3 separate regions of the Mus musculus genome follow, and all the other regions are linked to region 2. Evidence: chromatin loops called from intact Hi-C (ENCODE). Cell type or tissue: heart. All regions are shown on one strand.

The links. Hi-C counts contacts between places; a loop is a spot of excess contacts. Peaks named below come from ENCODE experiments on the same cell type or tissue, not always from the same donor. Only the 100,000 strongest peaks of a DNase experiment are listed, where the experiment ranks them.
Region 1: a loop joins it to region 2, with 8 times the contacts of the local background. A loop is called at or near these places in 31 of 42 quality-filtered maps.
Region 3: it touches region 2 in a loop (4-fold over the local background); 2 of 42 quality-filtered maps call a loop at or near these places.

What each region holds. Positions count from the first base shown.
Region 1 is chr8:24,393,508-24,397,507 of GRCm38, forward strand. No RefSeq gene overlaps it. Among named protein-coding and RNA genes, the nearest start is that of Gm30633, 13 kb to the left of the region's middle. In heart, a CTCF peak has its summit at 1,503 (motif pointing right); no DNase peak of the experiment used is centred here; H3K27ac peaks cover 661 bases.
Region 2 is chr8:24,523,161-24,527,160 of GRCm38, forward strand. No RefSeq gene overlaps it. Among named protein-coding and RNA genes, the nearest start is that of 9130214F15Rik, 22 kb to the left of the region's middle. In heart, a CTCF peak has its summit at 2,149 (motif pointing left); DNase peaks (open chromatin) are centred at 1,121 and 2,520; H3K27ac peaks cover 1,193 bases.
Region 3 is chr8:24,448,870-24,452,869 of GRCm38, forward strand. No RefSeq gene overlaps it. Among named protein-coding and RNA genes, the nearest start is that of Gm30845, 3.0 kb to the left of the region's middle. In heart, a CTCF peak has its summit at 1,745; DNase peaks (open chromatin) are centred at 622 and 1,772; H3K4me3 peaks cover 236 bases; H3K27ac peaks cover 420 bases.

The DNA of each region.
Region 1 (4,000 bases), 130 kb before region 2:
TCCCTAAACACAAGTAGTTAGGCCAGTTTAACAGCACTAGGCACAAATTCCCTCTTACTGAAGTGCCCTTTAGTCCAATAAAAGAGCTGTTGGTTATCCCCAAGATGTAAGTGCCACTACTGCACCCTTGAGGATAGCTTGCTGTGCTGCTCATTGTTGTGGCTCATAAGCTCTACAGCAGGGCACAGCTATTAATTGCTTTTCTCCCTTGGCTACTTGCACAGCAATTTCAGATCCGATAAGAGCTAGTCCTCAGGGAGGAGGATTTCAGATAAGTTTCAGCTTAATGCTACCAAGTACTGTGTCCAAATTTTGTGGTGTCTTTCACAATGAGGCCAGTCTTTCAATTTTTCTTTTCCTTTTTTAGACAACCAAAGCCTATGTCGTTTGGACATTTCTTGGACTCCTCTTCCTGTGCTACTAAATCCTCCTCCCACATCCCTACCCCTTACTTGACACAAGATAGGGTTATCTGTGAAAGGGGAAACTCAGTTGAGAAATTGCCTCCATTGGATTAGCCTAGGGGGGCATGTCTGGGGCACATTTCCTAGACAGATGATGGAGGGCTCAATCATGGTGGGAGGTGCCCCCCACCCAGCAGATGATCTGGATTCTATAAGAGACCATCCTGGGCAAACTGCTAGAAGCAAATCAGTAAGCAACATTCCTCCATGGTCTCTACTCAAGTCCCAGTCTCCAGATTTCGTCTTGAGCTCCGCCCTGACTTCCCTCAGTGATGGTCCGTGACCTGGGAGTTGTAAGATGATAAAACCTCTCCTCCCCAAGTTGCTTTTGGTTCAAATGTTTTTTATCACAGCAATAGAAAGCAAACCTGAACACTGACCAACAACTTAAAGAAAGGCTTCCCATACCTGGCCCTGGGAATTTTATTAGTCTACGGGGCTTGGAAAATTAGCACACTGTGTGTGTGTGTGTGTGTGTGTGTGTGTGTGTGTGTGTGTGTGTGTGTAAGCTAAAACAGTATTTCCCTGTGACTTGTTCAAATATCATTACTGTTACGAATGCCTCTTCCCTCTGTCTCCTTCCATATCCCCCCGCCCCCTGCCCAGTTAGAGGTACACACACACACACACATTCACTTCAGTGTGTGGAGGTCAGAAGACAACTTGTAAAAATTTGTCCTCTCATTCCACCGTATGGTTCTGAGGGAATCAAACCTGGGTCATCAGACTTGGCGGCAATCCCTTTCCCCTGCCAGAGCCTGCCTTCTCAGCAGCCCATGCCTTCTCACCAGCCCGTGCCTTCTCACCAGCCCGTTTCTCCTGTTTTTATTCTTAAATTGGGTTCCTGTGTATGATGATGAATACACCAAAATTGGGAATAAAATATGCAGAGTAGATATTCATACTTGGCTTTGGCCTATCCTTAGTACATACATGCAGCTTGCAGAGCCATTAGTGAATGGATGGATATTTGTCTTTTGACCCCTAGCTAGCACAAGAGGGATTTGAAGGCCAAAGAATCTATTCCATTGAGGCAACACAAGAGGGCGCTCTTTCCATCCCATTGCCAAAGGCCAGCCCATTCCCTATGCCCTACTGGGCCATCACTAATACAAGTTTTCACCTTTTGCCTTTTCAAGCAATAATTAGAAGAACCATGCACGGCAAATGAATTGGGTAGAAGATGAGAGTCTCAGGAAACACGGGATTGAACTGACTAAAACACTGGCCAAAAGGTTGTTCTGTTTGGGTTGTGCAATTAATTGAATTGTACTTACAGTTATTATTTCAGCTTATTTTACAGTTAGTAGTTCTATTTGTACATGTATGCACATTCTGCTTAGCATTCTATGGGCTTTGGTGTATGCATTATGAAAATCTACTGACATAAGACTCCTTAAGAAGACCTGAATTAATTCTAGCTACCCTTTGAGTGACTGGGGATAATGAACCAGCTTTTTTTAGTCTCAGTTTGTAGAATTACAGGTTGCAGTATGTGTTTTCTAAGAACCTTTATGGGCCCAACAGTCTACTAGATTGATGAATTATGGTGGTTCACTAAATCTTTGATATGTAATGGGGATGTAGCTATCAGCTACATATAATTTATAGGCACCTACTGAAAAAAAAAATCAGTAAGTGGTTGACTGTGTTGAAGACGTGCTTCAGCATGTGGGTGTGTCTGTAGACGCCTGGATCTTTGTGGCCTAAATACTATTATCAATTTCTACTCAAGTCTATTACGCATATGGTTCCAGGGTGACTCAGTGGTGGTGGCCAGCTCAGCTCTATAAATATGTGAGGACATTACTTAAACTTTTTGATTAGTGAGTTGGCTTAAATGACCCAAGGAGGCTTGCATTTATTTTGAGCCTTTTGTTGATGTGGTGGTCTGTTTTGTTTGCTAGGATGATGGGGCTACAGCCATGGTGGCTAGCTTTTATTTATTTACTTAGGTGGTTGAGTCGTTGTGTTTTTGAGGAGCCAGTATTTAGAGGAAATAAATAAAACTTCACTAGAGTAAAGATACTGTTTAAAGGGGTTTAGAATTGCTGTGTTGATTATGGGGTAGCCTGCACTGCCTCGGCAGTGCTGAGCTGGACAGTGTCCATGTGTCCTTGAACAAGGGGATGTGGCGCTCACTCTGCCTCATCTGTGTGGGCTTTTCTCCGCTCCCCTACAATCTCCCATCCCATTCTCCATCTTTCTCGAGGGCTGGCAGTCTCCTCTGTCTTTCATGGCAAAGCACCCTTTGGTGGGGAAAGTGGCCAGTAGCTCTGTCAGCAGCCGCAAGGCTGTGGGGTTTGACAGGATGAGGCTGTGGCGATGACTTTCTGCAGGGAAGGAATGAATACAGTGAGTGCTTCCGTGTTTTAGGAGCAAGAAAGAGAGATAAATGACGGGGGGCGGGGCTAAGTCCAAGCCCTGTCTGTGTTGAGATGGGGGTCATGCGCGTGGAAAGTATGATAACATAGCAAGTTTTATGTAAGGAATCGGGAGCAGAGTCCAGCTCATGAGAGTTAATGTGTCTCTCTACACGAAATGCCAGTGTGATGTGGCAGAAGGGGGTGCCTTTGCGGGCCCATGCTGAGGTAAACCACCCCCCACCCCCAGCCCTGGTATCAGCCACACGACAGGTCTAGTATAAAATGAAATTAATTTGGGACATGGGAAGGGAATAGAGGCAGGGAACGAAAAGGGGACAGAGAAGGACAGAAAGAGAGAGGAGAGAGAAAAAAAGGAAAGAGACTGGCTGAAAACACGTGGGGAGAGAGGAAGAAAATGAAGAGAGAGAGGAGAGGGAGGAAGGAGGAGGAGGAGGAGGAGGAGGAGGAAGGTAACTGTTGGACGGAGCTTAGAGGAAATGCTAACACCCCACGTCTAACTTTTTATTCTTTCAGCAATCACTGCACCTCTCTTATGCGTAACATTGTACCCAGCACTTGATATCATGGCTGCATAAGTTATGTTTTATGGTTTCCAGCTTTGGGGAAAAAAATAAATAGAAAACACTGACCATTGCAAGAGAAGAGTAGTGGTGGGAGACGCGATAGGGGCTTGCCTGGAACAGAGACTGGAAGAAGGTGATCTGCAGGTCAGCAGAGACAGGCGCAACCCCCCCTGGTTAAGTTTCGGGACAGAGCGTGCCAGAAGTAGAGGAAAAGGTTAGGCAACCGCATCGGAGTGACAGTGTCACAGTGTGTTCAGGGAACTGGTGCTGTTCAGGATTGTTGACAATCAAAGTTCAAGGAAGGGGGCGGGGGCGGGGGGAGGCGGGGGAGCCAGGTGTACGCTCTAAGAAGCTACAAAATAACCAACCGCAGCACTCGAGGAGCACGGGGATCATAGCCTGCAATTAACTGTGAGACTTTGTCTCCAAACAACCAACCAAAGTCACCGACCACCATCACCCGGTCAGCGACAACGTGCTGGTCAGTTTGTGTGGTGTGGGAAAGAGAAAACAGCGAGATGGAGGTCTCAGAGAGACCCCCTCAGAAGAGCCAAAAATTGGATCAAGACAAATGAAGATACAGGAG
Region 2 (4,000 bases):
TGCACCTGGGAATGGGGCACCTGGTTATAAGGTGACGGGGGCAGGGGAGGCTGGAGGGTAGAGGTGTATCCCCAGAGTACATGGCCAGCCAGCCTAGCAGAACTATGTTCCATGAGAGACCCTGTCTCAAAAATGAAAGTGGAAAGTAATTGAAGAAGACACTCAAGGAAAACCTAGCCTTCACACTCACATGAACATACACACACACACACACACACACACACGCACAGGCACATGCACAGGTATGCATGCACACGCACACACACACGCACGCACGCACGCACGCACGCACACACGCACGCACGCACACATACACCTATACCACAAAATAAATGTAAATAAACAGGTATGATGGGATACACTTGTAAAGCTGGTACCAGAAAGGCAGGAACAGCAGAAATCACTGGCTGGCCTGCCTGGCCTAATTGCTGAGCTCCAGATGAGACCCTGCTGAAAGAAAGAAAGAAAGAAAGAAAGAAAGAGAGAGAGAGAGAGAGAGAGAGAGAGAGAGAGAGAGAGAAAGAGAGAGAGAGAAAGAAAGGTGGACGATCCTCAGGAGTGATGTCTGAGACTGGCCTCTGGCCTCCACAAGCACCTACGGGAGAGCACACTCACTGGCATGCATGCGCCCCCACATACACTCACATACATAATTGATATAATCTGGAACATGACATAGGGTGGAACAGCCTTCCGGGGTGGCCAGGGCAGAAATTAGTGTCAGAAAAACACTGAGAGAGAGACTGAGAGAGAGAGAGAGAGAGAGAGAGAGAGAGAGAGAGAGAAGGCAATCAGCTCTGCCTTCCCAGACCGTAGGATCCCAGACTGCAGCCTTTCTTGCTGACAGCCTTGGGAGTGTGGAAACACAGGGCCTTCTCCACTCTATAATGCCTTATGATTAAGAAGGAAGCTTTCCTTCCAGGCCCTTAACAGTGAGTAACAATCCCTAGCAACCATAACAACACAGCAACCAGTTACACTACACTCTGCACACATAAGCTGATAGGGGTTTGTGACAGACAGCGTATCCTGCTGTGTCTCCATCCTGACGGCCTGAAGCTGCTCCCCTGCTCCCCACACTCCCAGGGCTCCAACTATGTTCAGCGGAGGAACCGGGACTCAGAGCGTGGTGGGTGTCACAGACAGGGAGGCTGGTGTGAATGTGTCCAGTGGGCTTTACACGGTCCACCTGCAGACACGAATCTGAAGTCGACTTTGGCCCTGTGGCAGTACGGCGGCAACAGTGTGTAGTCTGGACAAGCTATTTTACTGGTTTCCTCACACACACACACACACACACACACACACACACACACACACACACACATGTGCACGTGCAGTTTATATTCTTTTATGTGTACTTGGTATTTTATGAGAAGGTTGGGCTTTGTGGTAATGAACAATCAGGGAGACCAATTGATTGTTGCCCTGATCAATTGATTATTGCCTTGATCAATCAATGCTTTGGACCCATCCTGAGCTGCAGTGGGGTTCAGGACACTCTTAGGGGGAAAGGCTTGGCACACACTGAGTTTTCCATAGTAGGAGGGCACATGTCCCACCAAGGGAAACACGGCTGGGATAAGGGAAAGCAAGAGAAAGATACTTCATTTCCATGGTGCTATCTGCCTTTTTTTCTCCTGTATTTTTTAAGACAGAACCCCAACTAATTGCTCTCTAAGCCTGGCAGCCATGTGGCTTCTCCCGTGTACCTGACCTTCCGTGTGATCTCCCCAAAGCTTGCTCCTGTTGCTGAATTCCTAATTTGTCTCCATTTAAGCTTCCTGGACAGATAACACTGATCGTGGAGACAAGGAGAGCGTCTCTCCTGTTAAAATAAATCTATCAGGGTTTTCCTTTATCATATCTATTGTACATCATTATCATTATTAACTTCAGCTTTTACAAATAAACTGCCGTTTGCTCTTGAGCCCAGAGAGAGCCATCTGTGCTGATTTAATGTGGTTCTGGCTGAAGGCATCACCTGGGGTGAAATAACTTCTCAAGGTCTTCCCAGGGCCCCTGTGGAGAAAAGAAAGACTTCCAAAAATATGCATATTTCCGCCTGAGACAAGCAAACACAGAATCCGCGCCTTTGAGCGTGCCGTAAAGATTTGTAGGTTGCTACTGCCCTCTTGTGGTCAATAGCCAGATCTGCAAGCAAAAACTAAGCAATCAAAAGCCATTAGGGTTAGAGTTGGGGTCAGAGTGCAAAGGGATGTTGGCATATAAATTCTGCACAGTTACAAAGCAGCAGCATAGAAAATTATTCCAGTAAGTCATATGACATCCACCATGACCCAAGTCCACATTTAAATCAAAATTCTCAGATCATATACTGGGAGTTGAGCTCAGTCAGTCTTCCTAGGACTCAGAGATGAGCAGGAGACACAGATGCGGTCCGCCCCTGCCTCAGTGTCCTCTGCACTCATCTCTATTCTGTTGCATGCAGGGGCTGCCCCATTGACCCTGCCCCCACGCTCGCTGGATCAGTACCAACTGCACAGTCAGAAAAGAACCCAGGAAGTGGACTCTAAACCCCAGGAGCTTGACACCAGTCTAGCTAAGAATTCCAATCTCCCACACTCCAGAGCACAATCTAGACACTGCTGGCTGTGGGGTAACCTGGGCTCCCCAGACAATCAGGGTGTCCGAGCCAGCTTGTTGGGTCTTTCTTTTGTCGGTAGGCTAATGCCCTAAGTTTTTTCCCAGCAAAGGGTTAAAGAAAGAGTCTACAGGCTCAAACTGTGGGTTAAAAGTGACTAGTGAATATTATATATATTATCCACATGCATGGATCCTTGTCACCCTTTGCAGCCAAGCATTGGTGTTGACAGCAGTGACTTGTGGTACCCAGCAGTGCCCCATGAATTGTCCCCAGAGGGAGATGACAACAGCCTGCCACTGCAGTGCATGACGATCCTGGCCTTTCCCTCTGTGCTGTGCTGAGACACAGTGAAGTTCATCGTTCACATTGTGACTGTGGTGATTTACATCTTTCTTTTTTTCCCTCTGTGTTTAAGTAACTGAAATGCCAGCAGGCACGTGTGGATGTATTTTATTTGTATGTTTGATTAGTCACACTATTAATGACTACTGTCTGTGTTAGTTGACAGATGAGACTTAAAAAAAAGTATTTGTATGAGAGAAATCATATCAATGGATGATAAAGTAACAAGTATGTATATAATTAATAAGTAATTTTGGAGTCATTTTGCTAGAAAAGGCTGTGTGCCTCGTTGGCTCTAAGGGAAAGTCTTTGGTGCAAGATTCCTGACACAATCAAAAGCTGTCCCCATCTCTAATGTTGGTTAGGCTTGGGGTCAGAGTGTACAGGGATGTTGGCATGTAAAGTCTACACACACTTCACAGTTACAAAGCAGGGTAGCCCAGAGAGAGGATTCCAGCCCAGGGGGAAGAGAGGTGACACGGGCTCTAAACAAGCTACCTCACAGAGCACATATTACCCGCAGGTACCTGTCTGTAAGAGGGATAAAGCCATGTGAGCGACTAAAGGTAACGTGGAATAGGGTTGGCGTGCTGGCTCTGCAGCTGCCACGAAAGCCCACGGCCCCAAAGATTTGTGAGTTTATAAAGCAAATGACTTTGCAAAAAAAATTCATTTATTTTTTTTTTGATGATGCTTACACTCAAGAAAGCAGTTTTTAATGTTCCTAAGAAGCAGATGCTAAGCTGCAGGCACTAAGCAGCAATTGCTCTCAGAAAGCCGTAAAGCCCGACTTCTTTATTATCTTTACTGTTAAATGAGCAGAGCAAGAGACAAGCGTCTCCTCCATTAGCAAAGTAAATACAACATCTGTGCAGGGGTAGAGTCAGGACCGACCTCCTCCTCCTCCTCCTCCGCACAAGGCTCGGCACGGGGCTCGTTGTCTGGGAGCAATAATTGACTAGCAGGTACTGAGCGTTGTATCTCAGATCTAAAAATTGAGTCAGATCTGGACTATAATGTTGAAATCCTACCCCCTTTTTGTTTTTCCTT
Region 3 (4,000 bases), 74 kb before region 2:
TTCACGTTGCGTTTGCCTTTTTCCTCCCAAGTTATAATACACCACACATGTTCTCAAACCTTGTGAAATGTCATTTCTGGTTTATTACATTCTAAGTTTTACCGTAAATTATTTAGAAATGACTTACATAGAAGAAGTCTTTCAGTCTTTAAGAATATGGATTGGGGTAAATATGGTGGGAGCCAATCCTGTGTTTTGTCATGTAGATTTGCAAAGTGGAAATGTCTGGTTTCTTTGGAGACTCGGTTAGGTTATAATGATGTTTTGCTGAAGCAGACACAGAGGGAGGGAGGTTTTGCTAAAGCAAACACGTTAAAGGATGCATGACGTCTAGAAAGAATATAAAGATGACCCCCCCCCACACACACACACCCCAGACAGTGGAAACTCAAGCATTGGTTCACTTCACTCGGCCTTGCTCGTCTTCGCTGGCAACATGCCATGTATCAATCAGTTTCCCTTACATTGAGTTTCCGAGCTTCACTTCTGGGGACTTCATAGAGAGAAACTCACCAGAGAACTCCTCATGAGATTCCTGTGGCTTCTTGCTGCTTCCACAGTTTCTAGCCAACTGGCGAGCCTGGCAGTCTCTTCTGGATTGAACTGCCCTTGCTGATTCATGTGTGGTGTCTGCCGAGTGGACTGGACTGCAGCTGCTGGTTTGTTTGCTACTGGACTGGACTGAGAACAACAAAGATTGGAATCGCCCCAAAGAACTAGTTCTCCACTTCCCCTGTATCCTAGTAACCGTTCTTTTCCACTACTTCTGGTAGGTGGTAGGGGGAGGTTGAACCCTTATTTTAAAAGGTTGTGAAATATACTTGCCTACAGAGTGGTATGACTGACCTGTCAGATCAAAGCGAGTGAGACATTTTTTCAGGGGACACAAACTGGTTTGAGAGCCCTACCAACAGTTATTATCATTTTAAGATTGTGTGTGTGTGTGCATGTGTGTGCATGTGTGTGCATGTGTGTGCATGTGTGTGCATGTGTGTGCATGTGTGTGCATGTGTGTGTGTGTACCCCACATGTTTGTAGGTACTCACAGAGACCAGAGGAAAGCCTCCGATTCCCCTGCAGCTATAGTTGCAGGTGGTTGTGAGCCACCTGATGTAAGTGCTGGAACTAAACTCCAGTCCTCTAGAAGAGCAGCAAGGGCTCTTAACCACTGAGCCATCTCTCTAGCCACCCACTGATTAGATGTGTTAATCTTAGCTTTTCTGCTAAAGTGTGTGACTGGCAAAGCCAGTGTTTTGTATCCTGGTCATGATTCCCAATTTCTCCCAGGCAATTGCCTGTCCTTCAGTCCGGGCTCTCTGCAACTAGACAGGGGTTCAGCATGTCTTATCGGCAGGCAGATGAGGATAACTTCGAGGGCTTTGAGGATGACAGAGTGGGTATCTGCCTGTTAGCCTCACTTCCTTCCCGCTAGCTGTCTGCAGTTGGTGAGAGCAGCCTGTTATCCTAGCTGCTGTGGTTTCTACTCCACACTCAACCCCTGATGAACCAACTAAATATCACATGTGACCAAGAGCACCTAACAGTAACTTATAAAGTGTGTAGTGAGAGCCTGCTCCTGTTTTGGCTTGCCCAAAAGAACTCTATGCATTATTCTGGCAAATTACATTTGCTCGAACTAGACTGGTTCTTCGGCATCTGTTTGAGGCTCATTTCCAGCTTTCTGTTTGTCTAACCTTAAAGTCCCTTCAGAACGCTGAGTTCCCATTCCTGGACCTTCCTCCTGGCTAGTCAGGCTCAGCGTCCACACTTTGTACTGCAATTCTTGGCAGGCTCGCCGGGGCTCAGCTCAATCCAAAGGGAAGAGTGTGTGTGTGTGTGTGTGTGTGTGTGTGTGTGTGTGTTGCAATTGGCGGAGTGGAGCAGGCTGCTGTGGAGCAGCTGCAAGGCTGGATCTCCTTGGTACTGCCTGAGTTCCTAAGCCAGCCAGAGGAAAGGCTGGGCTGCGCAGAAATGAAACTTGAATGATCCAGTAGACTTGCTTTCCTTCTTCATACTCCTGGAAGCAAGTTAAAGCTAGAAGACGCAGACTGGGTCCAGATCAGCAGCTGAATGGAGAAGGCAACCAAGGGACCTCAGACCCCAGAATTTGTTTAGTTGGAAGGTTTTTTAAAAATTGCTTCACCGAATATGCTGCTTGTTACAGACCTGTTTAAATTATTGATCTTGTCTTGGTTTAATTTTGGTAGGTTATACACATCTACGATATAACTCATTTCTTTTTAGATTTTCCTTAGTGGAATCTAAATTTTTAATTCGTATTCTAAAAATCTTCTGTGCTTCACTTGTGTCTGTTGAACTGTATCTCCCATTTCATCACTGTGCTGGGTAGTTTTATATAAACTTGACACAAGCTAGAGTCGTCTGAGAGGAGGGAGCCTCGATTGAGAAACGCCTCCATAAGATCCAGCTGTAGGGCATTTCTTAATGAGTGGTTGATGGGGGGAGGCCCAGTCCATTGTGGGTGGTGCCATCCCTGGGTAGGTTTTGTAGGAAAGCAGGCTGACCAAGCCAGAGGGAGCAAGCCAGTAAGCAGCACCCCTCCGTGGCCTCTGCATCAGCTCGTGCCTCCAGGTTTCTGCCCTGTTTGAGTTCCTGTCCTGATTTCCTTTGGTGATGAACTTGCTGTGAAAGTGTAAGCCCTTTTCTCCCTCAGTTGCTTTGGGTGTGGTGTTTCATAGCAGCAACAGAAACCCTAAGACCATCCCTTCCTGTGGAGATGACAGCAAAGTAAGAAAAACTTCAGAAATAACGTTTCCCTTCTATCTTTTACAAGTACCATGGCTCCAGACCTCTAGCCCCCAGGGCTGTTAGTGAAGTGTTCTTTTATGCTATTCAGTTTGTGGGGATTTGTCAGAACATCCCAGAAAACTACTTTAGGATTTGATCAAGCATTTTTCCCCAAGTGGTCATCACATAACTCTGTTTAACCCATAGTACACGGCATCCTATGAAACAATTTCACTTTCAGTCTACGCAGTAAGTACACTAATTTATGCACACACATGTGCACGCATGCACACACACACATACACACCTGGTACATATTTGAGGTACATAGATCATTTGTGCCCCCCCAACATCTAGATGGCTGCCTGGATGTTGTGTGGTTATGTAAATGTCTATTGAATGAATGCATGAACTTGGTGGCCTCAGAAATGGCACTACATTTAGGTCATCTTTGATAAAAGTTTTTTATCAAACTATTTGTGGTATGGCTTTTGTATCAGCCGTGGAGTGTCAGTCTTTCCAGCCACAAACAATAACTAATTATACATTATTTTATTTTTTCACTTGTCTTTGCATGGATATGCATAAAAATATAAGCACCGAAAAATGATACATTTACCAAGAAAACTCGCATTGCGGAACCTACAGTCATTTGTATGATCAGGCCAACATAAACATCCATGGCTTTCACACACAGTACCTGTGACGTTTTCATGAGCATGGTTTTAAATAGCTGCTGTGCTTTAGTTACTTCAACACACAACAATGAACATGTTCTCGGTTGCTCAGAACCTATGTTCTTGATGATTTATAAATGATGCCAGTGAAGATTGCTGTCCACAAATCTTTTTCTTAAATCTGATTTTGATTTAAAAAAAAAACACAGAGATAAAATGCATGGACACTTTGAAGACTTTGGTGACAACTCTAAATTCTTTCCAAAAGTACCCTGTGCTCCCTCTACACGTGTGCACAACATCCATGAGTACACTTCATTGTCTGCCCTTCCTTTGTGAACAGAAGAAAGGTTGGTTGCTTCCTGCATCTACAATGCTTGTATTCTTTTCTTTAGCGACTCGGCATGTACTTTCTTTGGAGAAACTAATGTTCTCCTTTCTTAGTCAAAATATATTTAACCGGTATCGGCAGGCATTGGTAAAAATATCCTTACCTTGTTTGTTGTTTGTTTTATAATTTTACTCTTGGTATTTTTTTTTCTTACGTGAATTTTAAAGTCTACACACAGTTTTTG